Linked DNA regions of Homo sapiens: region 1 is linked to region 2. The links are chromatin loops, found by intact Hi-C in ENCODE. Cell type or tissue: dorsolateral prefrontal cortex. All regions are shown on one strand. Links, peaks and the distances in the headings refer to the core of each region. The heading gives the core; the rest is flanking DNA.

Region 1 (9,709 bases), core at 2,589-7,588, 380 kb before region 2:
TGCCTTTATAATGCCTGCCTGCCTTCCTTCCTTCCTCCCCTCCGTCCTCCTTTACTTTTATTCCTCCTTTTCTTTTATTCCTCCTTTTCTTTTATTCCTCCATTCTTTTACAAGTTTTGTTAAGTATGTATGTGCCAGGCACTGTAGTAGGTATTAGCATTTCCTTTCAGGGGCTTACAGTATATTATGGAATTCAGAAATGTAAATCATAAATTACAGAACAGCATGGAAAGTGTTATGACAAGCGTATTCATAGTCTGTGATGTAAATCCAGAGGCAAGGGATCTACCATGGATGGAGAAGTCTAGCTAAACTTCTTTGTAAGTAGGGGGACTACATTGACTCCTAAGGCCAAGAAGATTAGATGAAAATTGGGTGTTCAAGAGCAGTCCAGGCAAATATGCCAAATAAGTCTAATAATGACTAGAGTTAGAATGCCATGAGTTAATAAAATATCTGTTTTTCTGCCACTGGAAAAAGACAACTGCTGCGGAGTTTGATTCATATTTCACTTATCACAGAACTATGGTCTTGCTGGTGCTTAAGAAAATGGATATGGAGTAGAGAAGTTAAATCCTTAGAATTGTCCAGAGCTGGGGTTTTTCAAAGGCAATAACAATGGAAAGAGAATAAGTATAGAGAGATAGAGGGATAATGATAAAATCAGAGGATTTAGGCTAAATAGAGGAGGGAACAAAGTCAGAATCCTGTGAATTTATGATTTCTTTTTACTACTTTCCTTCATCTAATAGAAAAAACAAGCCATTTTTTTCACTAAACATCAATTAAGTGATGATTATGTGTCAGAGTAAGAGCTAGGACATGAGGACACCAAAATGAATAAGAAATTGTTCCTTCCTCAAAAGGTTTACAATTTAGTGAAAGGAGACTTAAATTTTTTTTTTATTATACTTTAAGTTCTGGGATATATGTGCAGAATGTGCAGGTTTGTTACATAGGTATACACGTGCCATGGTGGTTTGCTGCACCCATCAACCCATCATCTATATTAGTTATTTCAAGGAGACATATTTAAGCTGGAAGTCAGGAAGCTGGCACCCACCTCTCTTGGTTCTGATGAAGAGACAAATTTTGTGACTGGGCTAGGGGAAGGGAAGACCACAGAGGTGGAGACTGACTAGGTAGACCTCCTACCCTATGCTTTAACCTTTGAACTAGCTTCCCATTTGCCCACCTTCCCAATACTGTGATAGCTTTTGTTAACTGCATTTGACATATTAATCTGTTAACTTGCTTCTTTTAATTGAGAGTTCAATATAATTTGATACTTTTTTAAAACATTTTTGTTTTTGAGAAACTTTAGACTTATGGAAAAGTTACAAAGATAGTAAAGAGAGGTTTCATAAACACTTCACCCAAATTTCCCAATGTTAACATTTGACATACCCATGGTACATTTGTCAAAATGAAGACATTAATGTTGGTACAATATAGACTTTATTTGGATTCATCAGTTTTGCCACTAACATCATTTTCTGTCCCAAGATCGAAGCAGGATGCCACTTTACGTTAGTGGTCATGTCTCCTTAGTCTCCTCAAAGTGTGATAGTTTCTCAGTCTCATCTTATTTTTCTTGCCCTTGACAGCTTGGCAAGAGTTGTAGGTGTGTTTCCACCATAATTTATGATTATCCATGCCTTTTCTTCCCTGTTATTATCTTGGTATTGTAGAGGAAAAGGGGGGAAAGCTTCGTTTTTATCCTTTGAATGTTTGCTGAAAATGACCTGACAAAAGGCAGATTAATAGAAGAAAAAGGCATACAAAATTTATTTAATGTGCAGAGGGTGAGGGTTCATAGCAGTGTGATTACCCAACAACTTAATGGGGTACAGATGCTTATTTACCCTTCACAGGGAACAGGGGAGATGGGGAACATTGGTAATTCTTTAGAGGGGTAATAAGTGGTTATTAAGGAGAATAAAGGGACCTGGAAGACAGAATTTAACTTGTAAATGATTCTCTTTGGAATCTGAATGATCCTGAGAGTCAGGAATTATCTTGTAAGAAAGTCCATCGAGGTGTGGTTGCATTCTTCAGTGTTCTTTTCTGTGATAAACAATGAGATTTCAGGGAGGGAACAGAATGCTATTGTGTTCTCTTTGGCTGGTCCACTCTTAAGGTAAATAAGGGGACTATCAGAGATAAGCCTCTTCCAGCATCTGCTGACCTTCACAGGCCATTAATTTTAAATTATCAGCATACCATGGTATCTTGGGGTGAAATTCCCTGGGCTCCTTCAGTGTAAGTTATAAGTAGGTTCAGTTGTATATAACAGAAACTCCCTAATAACAGTTAACGGATACATGCATAAAGGGTCAGCAGTTGTGAACTGATATGATTCTGTTTTCAGAAACCCAGGCTTTTACTCTGGGTCTGCCTTTTCACCTTTAACACTGGCTTCTAACCCTCAAGGTCGCTGATTGTCTAAATTGCTTTTGGAGCTGTAAGAAACGGGAAGGAGAAAGTAGCTATTTGTCCTGTCTTAAAAGGGCTTTCCTGGAACTCCCACCTAACATGATTATAGCTCATTGGCCAGGACCAGGTCACATGGTCACTTTGACTACAAGGGATACTGGGAAATACTATCTTTCAGCTGAGTTTCTAGCCACCCCAAACAAAATTGGGATTGTCTTTCTAAGGCAGTAGGGAAGGAACATTGCATGGGCAATGAACAGAATATGTGTCATGCAGATAAGAATAAGTAAGGAGATAACTAAATGATTTGGTCAATGTCTGCGTGAAGAAACAAACAAACAAAAAAGAACTATTTGGGAGCCCTGTTTAAGAAGGGGGATATTTACAGACTATTGTGATTCTGGGGCTGAGAAAGACACTATTCTTGTGTTTATACCCCTAGAGCCTTTGATTGAACTCGAAAGCTCCTGTCTGCTTTTTGTTTTCATTCAGAGTAGTAAATACCTTTGTTTCCCTTTACAAATAAGAAAATAGGGAGAGGGGCAAAAGAAATAGAAATGTTCTATCTATCTAAGTTTTTAGGATGTCAAGAATTTTCCTGACATTAGGAGAAACTTCCACCCTGTATGGCAAACACCTGTCAATGATGGCACTAGCAAGGAGGATCAGAGTGAATAAAATTCTAAGATTTGCAATGCTGGTTGTTAGAGTTACTTTCTGCAGCAGAACTACAGGGAATTAGAGAGAAGCTGAAGTTGCTTAAAAAAATGAGCTTCTTTGTCAGGTGGTTGCTAAGGCCTTGTCTCATTAAAGAAGAGGAAATAAGTGCCTTATGGGAGTTCCTATTTTCTTGTTGTTGACAAGAAAGAAACATACAGCGTTTCAATGACAGATAAAAAGCTTTGCCTATTTAGGTGATTTTGACTAATTGTCCTTGAGAATAAAAGTGAGAACAGAAAGACCAATTTCTTAGGAAGAAATAAATGCATCTGTGTTTAAGAATTAGTTTTTCAGTGTAACTGGTTGGTTTTGGCCACTGAGCTCACGAGATATAAACATGAGATGGTTTATTTTCTCCAAAATGGTTAAGAACAGTGTTCTACCAAAACCTTTTCCTCTGGGTGGCAGGCTCCCCAATGGCATCTTAGTCTAACTACCATTTTCAGTTACATTTAACTATTAAAACAGTCTTATCCTAGCTTTGAAATATAATCCTGTTTATTTAAAATTGTTATTTTATATTTAATTTAAAATGCTTTCTGGCTTGACCACAGGTGGACTTATGGTTCTAGTATCTTGGAGTGGAGGGGCCCTCTTATCCCTTGTATATGCAATCTTTAGTTCGGGGGCAGGGAAGAGACAGAAGAAGATAATTTCTTATAAGACTGTGTATGTTGAGTTGACTGTCGGTGATGATAAGGTTTCTATCCCATTTTTCTCTGCTAACGATTTGTTAGTTCTTCCATTAGTTCTGGTTCGGGGGTTTCACCCCTAATAATTCTCTCTATGCTAAATCCTTTCATTCGGCTCCACTTTATTCCAGTCAGTTCATCACACAGCCTCTTGCTGCAGGACTCCCAGTGCCCAGCAGGTGACCCATATGTAGGGTGACTGTACCTGAAGTTGACTTTCCCAAGGAGACTACTGGGTCCATGGTGTCATCCATGCCAAATGGTGGTAGTGTTGACATTCCCCTGGAATCCTCATTTCTCACTTCCTCTCTTTCCTCGTCCTTTGACCATGTCCCAGTAGCACTGCTGGCCTAAATTATACCTTTAGGTATCGGGAAAGTCCTTGAGGGACATACCACTGTGCTAGGTCTCACACCTTGACTTTGGAGTGAGGGTTTTATTTCAGTCCTTTTTTGCAACCTCAGCTAGATGCTCCTGTTCATGACAGTCAGTCCTGAGTTTTGGTGCTCAGCCTGCTAGCCCAGTGGCTCAGCACTCTCAGATTCAAGATGATTTCTCTCACAGACAAGGTACATTGGATGATGACCGGGTGTCAACAATCTTACAGTAAGTGATGTTGAATTTCTTGTGCCTGATGAGAGGAAAAGGCTGAAAGGAAGAATGGTGCTTCAAAAACTCTGTGTTATGCCTAAAGGCAATCTCCTCAGATCCTCATATACTGTAGGTGGTAAATGTCTCCAAGCCAGTCGGCTTCCTTGGCTACCGAGAGCAGGGGAGTCATGTAAATTCTTTGAAGTTGTTTCCAGTTCAGTGGTTCTGAACTGGGGGCAGTTTTGTCCCCCAGGGGACATTTGGCAATGTGTGGAGACATTTATGGTTGTCACAGCTGAGGGAGGTGCTACTGCCATCTAGTGGGTACAGGACAGAGATGCTGCTAAACATCCTACAGTACATAGGACAGCCCCCACAAAGCAAAGAATTATGCAGCCCAAAATGTCAACAGTGCTGAGTTGAGAAATTCTGCCCCAGGGTACTAACCACATTGGTCCTCACATTGCTAGGAGTCACAAAATGACCTTATCCCAATCTCTCACATCAAGGGACCAAGAGAGTTAATATGGTTCTAGACGAATCTTTGCCTCAATTTCTCCTACCACATGTAGTGAAAGTAACTGTTGTGCTGACTTCATAGTATGGTGGTGAGAATAAAATATGATAATATATATGAATATGCTTTGAAAAAATTTCAAAAAGCCACGAAACTCATCATTTCTGCCATGTCGAGAGCTTTCTAGTAGACTAGAAAAGCATTCTGCCTGACTATGGCTGAATTACTTTCTGCTTTATCCCCTTGCTAAACTGTAACATCAAACAATCCATCAAACAATCCAAATATGTCACTTGTCTAAACACACCATAAGTTACCTAAATGCAAGGATTTCCTTGAAGTGATTGTCTTTGGTATTTATTTTTTCAAACACTCTATTACTTCCCTTGTCATCACTTTTTTGGTCTCTGTTAACATATTGTATACAACCCTGAAAAAAAGTTAATCTAAACTCGAGCTAGTTTATGAACTAGTAGCACCATTCAAAATGCCATCATTTAAGTATGATCCAGAGTCTGAATGGGATCTACATAATTTTGAACTTGATATAAATAAAATATACAAATTGACCTTGAGCATGCACAATAGTCATTGAATCCAAACACATGTTAAAGAGAATTAAACATTATAGAAAAATCTATGTGTATATATAAATGTTTTCATAGTTTTCTCCACCAAAGCAGTGCAGAATGTAATGTGAATGGGGCTCAGTGTAAACTTATTGTCACTAGTGGGCCACTTACCAAAACTTTGTGTTACCTTTCTGTAGTGATTTTTTAGAAATCCAATTGCAAAATTTTATCTTAAGAATTAAAAAGGATCAACTAGAAAATACTAGTAGAACTATGCATCAAAAATAATGTATTTCAGATAGAGAAAAGTATAATGGATGAAAGGCTTTTATTTTGCTTCTTTTGAAGCACTGTTTAAAAGGGGCATACCAGAACTCTTCACAATAACAAAGACATGGAATCAACCTAGGTGCCCAACAACAGTGGATTGGAAAAAGAAAATGTGGTACATATACACCATGGAATACTACACAGCCATAAAAAGAATAAAATCATGTCCCTTGCAGCAACATGGCTGTAGCTGGAAGCCATTATTCTAAATGAACTAATGCAGAAGCAGAAAACTAAATGAGGAGCTAAACATTGCGTACTTATGGACATAAAGATGGCAACAATAGACACTGGGGACTAATAGAGTGGGGAGGGAGGGTTGAAGGAGTAACTACTGAGTACTATGCTTGGTACCTGGGTGATGGGATCAATTGTACTCTCAACCTCAGTATCACACAATATACCATATTAACAAGCCTGTACATGTGCCCCCTGAACCTAAAATGAAAGTTGAAATTCAAAAAATAAAATAAAAAAGGAAAAGTGATATACCTGTCTGGATTGTGTTAGGGTATCATATACAGCTATATTTTGGCTGAGACATGCTAGTTCTGGAGAAAGATGTAACATGAATGAAGGAAGATTCCCCACCTCCCACTTGAGGACTTCATTATCACACAGAACATGATCACACAGAAATTACACATCTGGAATTCTCTGTGTTTCTCTGGAATTCTAGAAGGGATTCTTAAGCATACACCTTTTCTCTCTTTCTCTCTCTCTCTCTCTCTCTCTCTCTCTCTCTCTCATTAAAGGGTGCATATTAGCATCATTATGCTTAAATACATCATTTCCTTTATTCTTAGTGCTCTGTTATTTCATCTTTCTTGTGCTAAGCTCTCTACATTGTGCTTTATCATTCACACACATTTGCTGAGTCTTCTTGTTGCATAGAAACAAGGAGTACAAATGCCTGATACCACTATTCTTGACTTTTCTAGGGAAAGAAGAGCCAGCATTGCATGGCATACCTGGGGTACAGATGAGTGTAAGGAATGAAAATTTAATAAGGGTAAATATCCTGTGACTTATTCACCCACATTTATGTATCTGCTCTTCCGACAGCTCTTTTAATAAAAGAAATAACTTTTTTACACTCCTTCAAAATACTGCAGTTTGAATGGAGTGGGGTGCGATGGGGAAAAGGAGGCAATACACTGACTTGTAAATTTGCAAATTGTGACTTGAGCTTTTCTTCCTCCAGTGCACAGAATGCATGTTTCATGAATCAAAGTGAAGATATCCTTAATGGGCCCATAATCAATCAAGCATTTTTGATCGCTAGGTTTGCTTTATGGCAGTAGTGTAGTGGTGAAATAGTGTAGCAGAGCGTTCCTAAACAGTCACCAGAATTTAAACTGCTATTGAATCCAGATTGACAGATAGCATTACTGATGAAATTTAAGGGCTCCTGCTCACCACAGCAGCTGACACAGCTTTGGCATGTGACTGCATTGTTGTGGATGATGCCCTGCTCACTTCTGGCGGTCGCTGGGTGTTAAATAATACCAGTACTGTCAAGTGCTTCTCATTTTTTACCCAGGGACATTTATAATTCTCTGCTTCATGTACTTTCTAATTCTTCATGCTCAGTGGTGGGAATGAAAATTAATTACTCTGGGAATATGAATGTTACTTTGACAAATCATTCCTTTTCTGCTAAATAATGTTTTCATCAGTGAAACCAGGGCATCCCTGCCCTCTGTTCTATTGTCCTGTTCCCCTACTTCCTTCTTATGCCCTAAGATCTTTTTTGAAATGCCAGAAATGAACAAGGTTCATTACCTTTTAATTGAAGTCTGGGATTTAGATGTGATTTACTTGAAACCCTTCCTAAATATGGCATTTAAGTCTACTTGAAATCCCAGTTTTCTATCTCTGTAGCTCAGCCAAAGATGTTGCTTTGATTTCTGATCTGCACATTCCTGGGAGTATGAGGTCTCACTTGTCTGAAAAAGAGAGATGTACATTCATTTGAAGTTTCAGTTGACTTATAGTTCTTTTTTGACCTTTGCTGCTAATAGCTGGCAGAAAATAAAACCAGACAAGTCAATCACCGTCTAGATTTTATAAACTATTGGCTGCTTCTTGAAGGATTGTAATGCCTATTTTATTGGTCTGTTGTACCATAGGAAGGGATTTATAATGTCCAAAAAAGGAAACCATGGCTAGCTAGCATCATCTAGATCTGTTGGTAATAAAGTCATTACAATTAATTACTATCCATTAGCTAGAAATGAGCAGAAATCACACCAAGGAGAGACTCAAAGCATTTCAATCATTAGAATTATTTTGGCATTATCATATTTAATGTTCTGTAAAGAGTTAATCAGTTTTTCTGATTTTTTTAATTAAGCTGAACTCTTCTTCTTAATGATTTTTTCAAATTTTAAAACTTCCAGAGGAAGACTCTGCAACTCACTGCTCCTGAAACACAAGATGAACCCCTTTATCTTTGACCCCGCCTTCATGTCCTGAAGACTGCTAGCTCTTCGCATACTACCATTCTCCCTAGTGCAATTCATGCCATAGGTATTGGTGACTTCCACTCTGGCCTCTCCGTTTCTTGAATTTCTCTCCTCCAATACTCTTGTCCTACAGTCTTCCTTAGGCACTCATTCTATTGTCTGTACCCTAGATCAGCAGTTCTCAAGAAGTAATCCAATGTATCCTAGGTCTCCAAGATACTTTCAGGGGGCTTATGGTGTAAAACCATTTTTATACTACTACCAAGATGTTACTTACCTTTTTTCTTTTTCTCATCTCACATGTGTACAGTGTTTTCCAGAGGTTACATGACATGTAATGCCACAACAGATTGACTACAGAAGCAGGTAGGATAATCCAGTTGCCTTCTATTCAGCCACACGTTAAAGAGATGTGCAAAAACATGAAAAAGTACCACTCCTCTCACTAATTTTTTTTTTGTTTGGAAAGACATTGTTATCTTTCTTAAAATTATTATGTTACTATTTAATGTATTTGTTATTTTAATAAATAAATATTTTAAACATTTTCAGTTTTAATTTCTAATGCAGTATCAACAGATATAATCTACATTAAAAATATTTTTGGAATCAATAATTTTTAAGACTGTAAAAGGGTCCAGAAACCAAAAAGTTGATAACTGCTGCCATTTACCAAATTTCTCAAATTGTCTGGGAAGATGAAACCTTCTTTTTATATTGTTTTTGTTGCTTTGTAATTTTTAATTCATCATAGATTGATACTTTTGGAAAGTGAAATAAAAATAAGCTAGTAATAAAAATGTAGATCTAAAGAAATGCCAGCTCACTGATCAGATGGTTGGGTATCATGGCACTGTCAAATTGTTATAAAGTTTTGTACTTGTTTAGTACCCATTTTTGCAGTTATCTCATCATGGACCCTTTTGAGCTTCACAGACTGGCTCTGTTTCATAATTGTACTTTGGGTAGCACTGCTCTAGACCTTGTCATTGCCAGTGTTGGCCGCTGTCCCATCAAAGCAACATACCATGCTCTGACCAAAACCTCCTGTCTTTTCAGTTCACTCCCTCTGGTATCTCAATTCCAAAAATCCTTCTGTTGTCACCAAGACCTTCAATCTGTTTCTCCAACATCTTTTGACTTTTCCTCAGTGCCCTCAGTTTCTTCTTTTTCTCTTAAATTTCACAGTCACTTTTCAAATCTCAACTCTCAGATCTCAATTCTCAATTCTCAAATCTCAAATCTCAACTCTCAAATCTCTTGCCTATTTATCACTTTCTTATAACTCACAACCCTGTTTAAACCAAACTCTATACTCATACTACGTCTGCCTTCATGCAGATGAATGTGGTTGGGGAAAAAATATCCACAGTCATTCCAACA
Region 2 (9,709 bases), core at 2,105-7,104:
CTTTATTCAGTATTAGTGCATTATCAGGGACTCCAGATCTCAGTTAAAATGAGAGAATCTGAATCTCTAGGCAATGATGAGTGTTTCTGAAATTCAGATTCACCAGAAAGAAATTGAAAGCAAAGAGAAGACAGTGTTGTCAAATTATCATATAATTCAGCTAAAAAAAAAATCATGGTACTTAAGTGGGAGCTAGAGCACATCACTGCCTTTAAGAAGATATTTAGGGGAATAAAAGAGGTCTGGGACCTCGGAGGTGAAACTGAGAGAAAGACAAAGGGACTTCAAATCAAGCATTTGAAAGAGCCAATGAGGGGCCAGATGTGGTGACTCACTCCTGTAATCCCAGCACTTTAAGACGCCAAGGCGGGATCCCATCTCAAAAAAAAAAAAAAAAAAAAAAAAAAAAAAAAAAAAAAAAAGGCTGGGCATGTTAGTCCCAGCTGTTTGGGAGGGTGAGGCAGGAGGATCACTTGAGCCCAGAAGGCTGAGTCAGCAGTGAGCCATGATTGCACCACTGTACTCTAGCCTACGTGACAGGGCGAGATCCTGTCTCAAAAACAAAACAAAACAAAAACAGAAAAGAAAGAGCCAATGAAACAAAACCCACAGAGAAGAGAAGCAGAACTGTTGTACCAAAGTAACAGTTCTCAAATCTTTATTTTCTTTCTTTTGTGATAAGACACACAGGCCAAATAAGACTGACTGCAAGTTAGCACAAGAGTGCAACGACTCTATGTTATCCTGGCTCCCTCATTCAAGGAAACACGCCAAAACTTAAGTAAAAATAATCTTAAAACAACCTTAATTATAAATAAGCAAATCTCTTACAAATGGCACTACTTTATCATTAATTAGCAACTACTAAGTTGTAGCATATAACACAGAAGTATGGTATCAAGACTGAAAACTAATTGATTATTTAATTCCTAGCATCTTTTCAAGTTCTCAAATCCCAAGATTTGCCTATGGTTGCCACCAAGAGCTATGGAATTATTGTTTGGTAGGTGATTTTCATCCTCCATATTAAAAACAAAAACAAAAACAAAACCATTCTTTTTAAGGAATTCATCCATTTGTAGATGCATCTGTTTCCAGTGGTTCCAGTGTGTTTGTTTTGATTATCACATATGAATTCAGCTTTGTCCAAATATTTATAGAAAAACATAGAAGCCATGTTCTACTTGAAAAGTGCTTTTCATTTTGTAAGACCCTTGAGTACTTTACTTGTAATACCACAATTCAAACATATTTGGATTAAGCTTCAATCCTGGAGAGGCAAGGAGTCTGGCTTATGTTCCTTGGAATGGTTATTTGCTTGATTTTGAATCCCATAATCCCTGAATCTATGAATTTTTAGGATTCTGTTTTTAATCTCAGTCACATACTCACTCTATATGTGTGAGAAAGATATAAGGCCCAAGTCACAAAATAAATGAATAGAATTTCTTAAATGAGAGCAAAAAATTAGTACTCTTGGAGCACAAATTCAAGGAGAATGGATCTTTAGCATATTGGTTGTTAAATGCTACCCCAGTGTTTAAGGAGAGAGAAAAGACACACAGAGAGATAAAGAGAGGTTGAGCTGGGAAGCAGATGACTGAGGTCTCTCCTAAACCCTCCATCCTCCACCCTCCACGCGTTAGAGGCAAACCAAGAAGTTACTTGTAGCTGTGACATTCCTGACTGACAGGACTCCAGAACAACTTGTAACAAAAGAGACTTGAATCATCTTTCATATTGGTTTGGGATATTTTTTCATTATGTATTGCTGCTTTTTAAAATGGTTATTTAGTCTTTTAAAAATATATCTTTCCCCATGCATGCCATTTGTTTGTTAAGTCCTTATTTCAGAGAATTCTTAAAGGTAGTCCAATCATTAGAGGGAATTAGCCAGGCGGTACAGAATATCATATGCCAGCCTCCACTAAACAGCTAGACAAGTCTAAATGTGCCCTCCATTTTCAGAAGCCTTCTTTAATCCAGTCTCAATGCTCTCCACTATTAATTCCAAACAATGTTTAAATATGAGTGTGAGGTTAAAGCAAGGTGCTTTCATCCTTAAAGTGGTTGTCATTGTCAGATATGAGTAAATTTGTGCCCAGGAAAACGTGAAAAGGAGAGAAGCTTATAAATTTAACCAGCGGCCGGGAATGGTGACTCATGCCTATAATCCCAGTACTTCAAGAGGCCGTGGCAGGAGAAACACTTAAGACCAGGAATTTGAGACAAGCCTGGGCAAGATGGCGAGAGACCCCAGTAACTACTAATATATACCGTAGTATATATATAATATATAGTAGTATATGTATATATACATATATACATATATATGTATTATAGAGTATATGTATTATATTGTATACATACATGTGCATATATAATATATATAGTAGTATATATACATATATATAATATATATATACACATATGCTGGGCATGGTGCTGTGCACCTGTGGTTCTCAGTTACTCAGGAGTCTGAGGCAAGAGGATCCCTTCACTCCAGGAGTTCAAGGCTTCAATGAGCTGTGCTTACACAACTGTACTCCACCCTGAGTGACAGAGTGACACCTTATCTCTTAAAAAAAAAAAACTATAAGAAAATAAAATCAACAAGTACATCCTGTGTACCTACTTGCATACTACACAGTATGAAAGACATAAAAAGTGAATAAAACATAGTCCTTGAACTTGTGAATAATCTCATAATAATCTAATGGGCTACAGATTACCAAACTAAGTGTAATACATAGAAGAATGTTCTTCATGCTAAATAAAGTCCTGGAGAAGTTTGTTGGAGGGAAAATTTCTATTACGTGGCAAGAATCTATAAGTTTCCAAGTTCTGCAGATTATTCTAATGCCTAGCCTGGCTCTGCAGCATGATGCTAGGTACTATGATTCCAAAACCCAGTGCCTTCCCCTGTAGCCTGACAGTCCAGTGGACTAAGAAAATAGGCATGCCAGCAATTGAACACATTTACTGTTAAAGGCAATTTGATGTAAGTTAAAGTCAAGTCGGGGTAGGTTTTTATTTGTTTTGTTTTGTTCTCATATAATTCTATAGATTTCCTAGGAGTCGTGAAGGAGGAAGTAGTGAACACAGTAATATAGATACCTGCTTTTTTCACTGTGTACTTTTCCCAAGTGGGAAAGAAAGGGCAAGCTAGGGAATTGGGGCTAAATTCCTCCTTAGCGATATGATGCCCAGTTTCCAGGAATGGATAGGCAGGGCTGGGAATCTGCTTCCTTGTTAAGAATCATTTAGTGTTGCAAATATTAAAATTGTGCTATGCAGCCCTCCTTCTTTTGAGTATCTGACTGATTCTTCATGACTTCTTCATTTTCTATTTTTCTACAAACTTATCCATCCTGTAAGCCCAGCTCCTCTACCAGCAAACCTCAAAATAACCAACTCCAAAATACTTAATTTCAAGAGAAGCATTTTTTCTTATACTAGTTCTTGTGTTTGTTGTATTTCCTTTGTATGATTTCATTTTTTTTTAACATTCATGTCATACCCTAACCTCTATTGTGATGTCCTTGGAGGCAGGGGCTATATTTTGTGCCTGCATGTATCTTTTAACCACACGCCTGAACAGGAGAGGCACTCAGGTTGTTTGATTGGCTTGTTTGTTTTGTTGTGTTTTGTTTTTTTTAGATGGAGTCTCACACTGTCACCCAGGCTGGAGTGCAGTTGTGCGATCTCGGCTCACTACAACCTTCACCTCCCAGGTTCAAGTGATTCTTCTTGCCTCAGCCTCCCAAGTAGCTGGGATTACAGGTGCCTGCCACCATGCCTGGCTAATTTTTTTTGTATTTTTAGTAGAGACGGGGTTTCACTATGTTGGGCAGGATGGTCTCGATCTCCTGACCTCGTGATCTGCCCGCCTCAGCCTCCCAAAGTGCTGGGATTTCAGGAGTGAGCCACCGCACCCAGCCTGATTGGCCTGTTTTAATGGGAAACCATTAATACAGGACTTCAGGGATCTTATTTGTATATAACTAAACCATGGCTGGGACATCACTGCCAGTCAGTACAAATGCATATGAGAGTAGCTGCTTCTTTCTTTTAAAACCATTATAAACAGCACTAGAAACATTTTCTCCTACTTTTCAGGAAATGCCTGGAGCAACATGAGCAAAGCTAACTTTTAAAATAAGCTCTTTCATTTTTTGCTTTTTAAATCTCCTATCATCAGTTTACGTTTCACTTATGTTTTAAAATGTGATCATATTAAAATATCTTTAGAGTAGAAAGTATCTTGTATAGCTTTTGAAAAAAATCCTTTTTTGGGAGGTAATCTTGTTAGATATCTTTTGTATTTTATTTAGCAAAAAAAAGCACTAAGCACAAATAAAAACAAAATTGAACCGCCTACAATATGGCATTAAAATAGCTGAAAATTGAGGCCGGGGGCGGTGGCTCACACCTGTAATCCCAGCACTTTGGGAGGCCGAGGTGGGCGGATCACGAGGTCAGGAGATCGAGACCATCCTGGCTAACGCGGTGAAACCCCGTCTCTACTAAAAATACAAAAAATTAGCCGGGCGTAGTGGCGGGCGCCTGTAGTCCCAGCTACTCGGGAGGCTGAGGCAGGAGAATGGCGTGAACCCGGGAAGCGGAGCTTGCAGTGAGCCGAGATTGTGCCACTGCACTCCAGCCTGGGCTACAGAGCTAGACTCTGTCTAAAACAAAAACAAACAAACAAACAAACAAGCAAAAGCTGAAAATTGAATATCTGCTCTTTACATTTAGATTCTGAAATAGAATAATTTGTAATTTTTTAAAATATATTTTAAAATCATTAAGGACAGAACCTAAATCATCAGGACAGAACATTTTATAAAAATGGTGCTGTGAATAAGTAAAGAAGATTTGGAGGGGACAATGTTTTAAAATTTTGTGAGTGACTTTAAAAATAAGAGCGACAAACCAGGTATCCTTTAAAACCAATTAGACTTTTAACCTAGCAGCTTATATCTGTTCATGCCTAGATTGTTTGGCTGTGTGGAAGTAGTTTCTTAGTTGACAGATACAAAATACACAGCAATACTGCCCTCTACAGGTTCCCTGTAAGGCAGGCACTTGTCTTGCAAGTTTTTAAAAGAACCCTAACCTAGAGGAAAGACTTCAAGTGCTTTTGGCTTTGATGTCTTTAACACCAGTGAGCAACCTGGCCATCCCCTACCTCTATGCATGTTGACCACCTACTCCAAACAAATTACACAATCCTCCTTGTTTCTCCGAGCATATGGTATTAATAGCTCTTAAAAGATTTTTACTCTGAGGTCCAGTAGAAATCCGTAACTCCCTTTCTCATACATATGCCATGCTGGGGTTAAGAAAATATTCTGATAGGCCAGAAAGATAGTTAAATATACAAAATCTGGTGAATTTGTTCAAGATTGAAAGCAGTGATACTGCTTTATAGTCACATCTTTTATTTGTAGTACAGAAAGTAATTGTAGATTAAACTCAGTTGTTCCTGATAACAAAAACTTAAACTTAGAAAGAATATATGATCCAGACAAAATTAACAGCCAAGTATTTGGACGTTTAAATAAAATGGGAGTATTTTTAAATTGTGGATATATGAGAGACACAGTAAGAAACTGATATATGATGCAATATATGCAAACTTTGAAAAAAGATTTACATAAAAATAAAAATGCCAAGAGAAAGAAATATGTTTTATCTCCCAAGTATGATGCAGAAAGACAGTATTTCCTGTGCATAAGAGCAAAATTAGAATGGGTTCAAGTCTCAGTGTTGTTCTATACTGTGGAACTTTGGCAGGTACTCAAAGAAAACTTGCCACAAAGCCTCAGGATCAGCCTGAACACTTTACTTGACAGTCTCTGACACAGTGTTTCTCTCCGGCTCTTGTCCTCATGTATCCTGGCACATCTGCATCATTCCTGTTTCTTGTCAGGCTGTCTCTCCCTCAACGTGGCAGAATACGGTCACCAACAACTCTAAAGATGTTACACCTCTAGTCATACAGGCATACCGGATGGCTTTTTCTTAGCTCTTACCCCAAATTTCTGGGAACAGGACTCCAGCCCAACATGAAATTGAGCATGAAGTGCTCTATTGTGACTAATCAGCTATGGCATCAGGATAGGGACTTGCAGAAGACACACAAATCTAATATGTTGTCTTTTTCTCATTTGCCGAAGGTAGATTCTAGGAATTCCTTCAACTCTTGCTCTACAAGCAGTCTCCAGTTTACTAAGCTTTACATTCAAATAGTTGCTTCTTAGTTGTTGATTGGAATTCAGAAAACATTTCCTGTGCCAACTATGTTATTCCATATTGTTATGTCCTTAGAAGAGTCTCACTCCATTGCGAACAAACAAAAATTTTAAAAAGCTAGACTTCTATATGTCTGAAAAATTATTACCAGTTGATATAGGAGTCATAGAAACCACCCACCAAAGATTTTTCAGGACTGCTCTATTCTCAGACAATCTTGTCGGATTGTCAAACTAGGCATGCCTCTTTATTGTTTGAAAACTACAACCCCCACAGATACAGTTTTTTGTTATTGTTGTTGTTGTTTGTTTTGTTTTTTGAGATGGAGTTTCACTCTTGTTGCCCAGGCTGGAGTGCAGTGGTGCAGTCTTGGCCCACTGCAACCTCCCAGGTTCAAGTGATTCTCCTGCCTCAGCCCCCTGAGTAGCTGGGATTACAGGCACCTGCCACCACGCCTGGCTAATTTTTTGTATTTTTAGTAGGGACAGGATTTCCCCATGTTGGTCAGGCTGGTCTTGAACTCCTGACCTCAGGTGATTCACCCACCTCAGCCTCCCAAAGTGCTGGGATTACAGGCGTGAGCCACCGTGCCTGGCCTCCACAAATATAGTTTTAACCATAGGTTGTAGTGTTAGTTTTAAAGAACAGTGAGTTCAGAGTTTCCTCTCTGTGGTCTCAGCAGCAGCAGCAGCAGCGGCAGCAGCAGCAACCCTCTCTCAGTCATGCATCCATCCATGACTGCATGCAGACAGACATCCATCCACCTGCCCCTCACGTACTGTGCCTGGCACTGTTCTAGACTCCAGGGAGACACTATTAAACATGATGAAATGTCAGCTGTTCTGGAACTTGTTTTTTGGTAGGAGAAAATTTAAAAATAAGCAAATATATAAATAATCGTCAGTTAATGTATAAGTGTCAGTTAGTGATAAGTGCTATGTTTTTCTTTAAGTAAAATAAATCAGGGAGTTGTGATATGGAGTGATTTGGGAGTCTATTTGGATAGTGAGATCAGAGATTTCTAAATATCTATTCAGCAGCTATGGTTCTATAGCCAGGACAAGGGGCTCCAGCAGGGAGCATTAGGAACCCAGGAGACTGGGAGGGTCAAGATGACTTGTTATCTTGCCCCATGACAGATACTTCTTAATCCCAGAGTGGCTCCATCTCACCCTTTTTCTAGAGCCCAGGGGATTAACATGACTCTTTTCATTCCTTTTTTTTTTTTTTTTTTTTTTTTTTTTTTGAGACAGTCTTGCTCTGTTACCCAGGCTGGAGTGCAATGGCACAATCTCAGCTCACTGCAACCTCTGCCTCCCCGGCTCAAGCAATTCTCTTGCCTCAGCTTCCCGAGTAGCTGGGATTACAGGTACGCACCACCTCGCCCAGCTAATGTTTGGATTTTTTGTAGAGACGGCATTTCACCATGTTGCCCAGGCTGGTCTTGAATTCCTGACCCATCAGGTGATCCACCCACCTCAGCCTCCCAAAGTGCGGGGATTACAGATGTGAGCCACTAGGCCTGGCACCATTCATTCCTTTCTATCTTTAGTCATTGTTTCTTCCACTAAAAAATGTTCCTCTTCCCTGTTTCACTGCGGGGCAGAAGTCTCAGAGATCTCTCTTCTCTTCTACACAGTTTTGTTGCAGGTATCAAAGAGTGTTTTCTTTGCCTTTCATAATAATTTTTAGAATACTACACAAAGAATAAAAGAAAAAATTAAATGCCACAAAAGAATACACATAAAAATAAGTTTTTCCTGAGTTACAGCCTTCAAATCATCAATCTCTCTGCCCAGATTTATAGACATATATGTGTGTGCACATTATTTATGTGTTTATTTATAAATCAATATGATTCACATATAAGCATTCACTTGTCAATTTATAGAATATATTGTTCTTGTTATGTATCTTGTTTTTCATTTAATTGATTTTAGATATCTTTTTATATCAGCAAATATAAATTTACTTATTCTTTTTAATAGCTGCATAGTATTCCATTGCATGGGTGCAGAATATTTAGATTTTTTTAATCCAGCTCTTAATAGGTATTTAGGCATTATGCAGTCTTTGTTGTTAGAAAAAAACCTGCAATATCTTATAAATGTATGTTGACATGCTAGCTGACTCAAATATTATGAGTGTGTGTATTAAATTTATATATTAGGATGGCCATAAGAAATTCTGGGGTTTATAGGCCAAAATCAGTCAAAAATTGGCAATGTTATATGGTTTAACCTAAGATACATTGCCAAATGTTTTTCCAAAGCTCTCAGCCCAATTTTGTTTGTTTGTTTGTTTTTAATTTCTAACAGCTGTTGAAACAGACAAGTAAATGTCTTGGATGCTAAGCTCTGCTGGATAAAATGAGAAAACAGTGTGGATTGTAAACACTACAAAAGCATGGTTTCCTGTTAACTAGATCCACATTTCCCTTCAGGATTGTTCCCAGGAAACTGCCTTCCCAATCCCTCAAGTTTGGATGAAAGCACCATTATAGGAATTAGGTAGTTGAAAAGGGGAGAGGAAGAAATATGGACCTGGACTCCCAGTGGGCTCTAGAATGACATTAGGTAAATCATTTAACCTCTCCAGTTTGATTCAAATAATGAATACAGATACTACCTTAAAAAATACATGAGACAATGCCTATGGCACTGCCTAGCACAGTATTAAGCACTGAATTCTAGCTTGAATAAATCAAACTTCCCTCCCTCTCCCTTCCTCCCTTGCTGCTGTGCTCTGAATATTCAAACTATGGAGATGTGGCAAGGAAGAGTGTGCCACTCCTCGCCACATAGCCATACAAGCATTAACATGCATCTGGAACCATTTCTGCCCTGAAGATAGAAGCACTGAGCCACTTCAGTCATCTAACAGGTGCTCACTCTGCCTTACAGGTGAGTGGTATGGGGAGTGTCCTCAAAGTCTGGCATCTGGATAAACTGTAATTCAGGCCCATTCGGTGTGTGCAGTTACTGGGGAGCCCAGTGAATAAGTACAGTTTGTCTCAGTGTTACCATCTGCCATTTGCAAAACATTCTGTGCCCACCAGGAAGCATCCCTTCCCTTTTTCAAAATCTTCACTCAGAACATGTCACCAGAGAGAACCCCACAACTCCATGAAGCACACATTCTTGCATCAGTGTGAGTTATCTTTGCTGAATGCCTTTGTGGTTATTTTCTTGTTACATTAAAAAAAAAAACTCAAATACTGTTCCATATTCTGACGTGGGTCTTATTAAAATGTTAATCAATCGGTATTAAATATTAAGGCACAGCACTTTTTTTACAGATGAGAAAAGTGACAATGTGCTTACATGTTTTGGAATAGTGAAGGGAGCACCACAGGAGCTGGAAAGAGACAGGCTTGGGTTTAAAACCTGACACTGGTACTTGTACCATCATTTCTGTCAGCAAATTGCTTCACTTCACTGAGCATCAGTTT

The links. Hi-C counts contacts between places; a loop is a spot of excess contacts. Peaks named below come from ENCODE experiments on the same cell type or tissue, not always from the same donor. Only the 100,000 strongest peaks of a DNase experiment are listed, where the experiment ranks them.
Region 1: it touches region 2 in a loop (5-fold over the local background); 29 of 110 quality-filtered maps call a loop at or near these places.

What each region holds. Positions count from the first base shown.
Region 1 is chr4:85,365,878-85,375,586 of GRCh38, forward strand. No RefSeq gene overlaps it. Among named protein-coding and RNA genes, the nearest start is that of ARHGAP24, 100 kb to the right of the region's middle. In dorsolateral prefrontal cortex, for the core only: a CTCF peak has its summit at 4,766 (motif pointing left); DNase peaks (open chromatin) are centred at 4,724 and 7,324; H3K27ac peaks cover 1,188 bases.
Region 2 is chr4:85,743,012-85,752,720 of GRCh38, forward strand. All of the region lies in intron 3 of ARHGAP24 (Rho GTPase activating protein 24), which reads left to right. Among named protein-coding and RNA genes, the nearest start is that of MIR4451, 25 kb to the left of the region's middle. In dorsolateral prefrontal cortex, for the core only: CTCF peaks have their summits at 5,058 (motif pointing left) and 5,257; a DNase peak (open chromatin) is centred at 5,100; H3K27ac peaks cover 2,812 bases.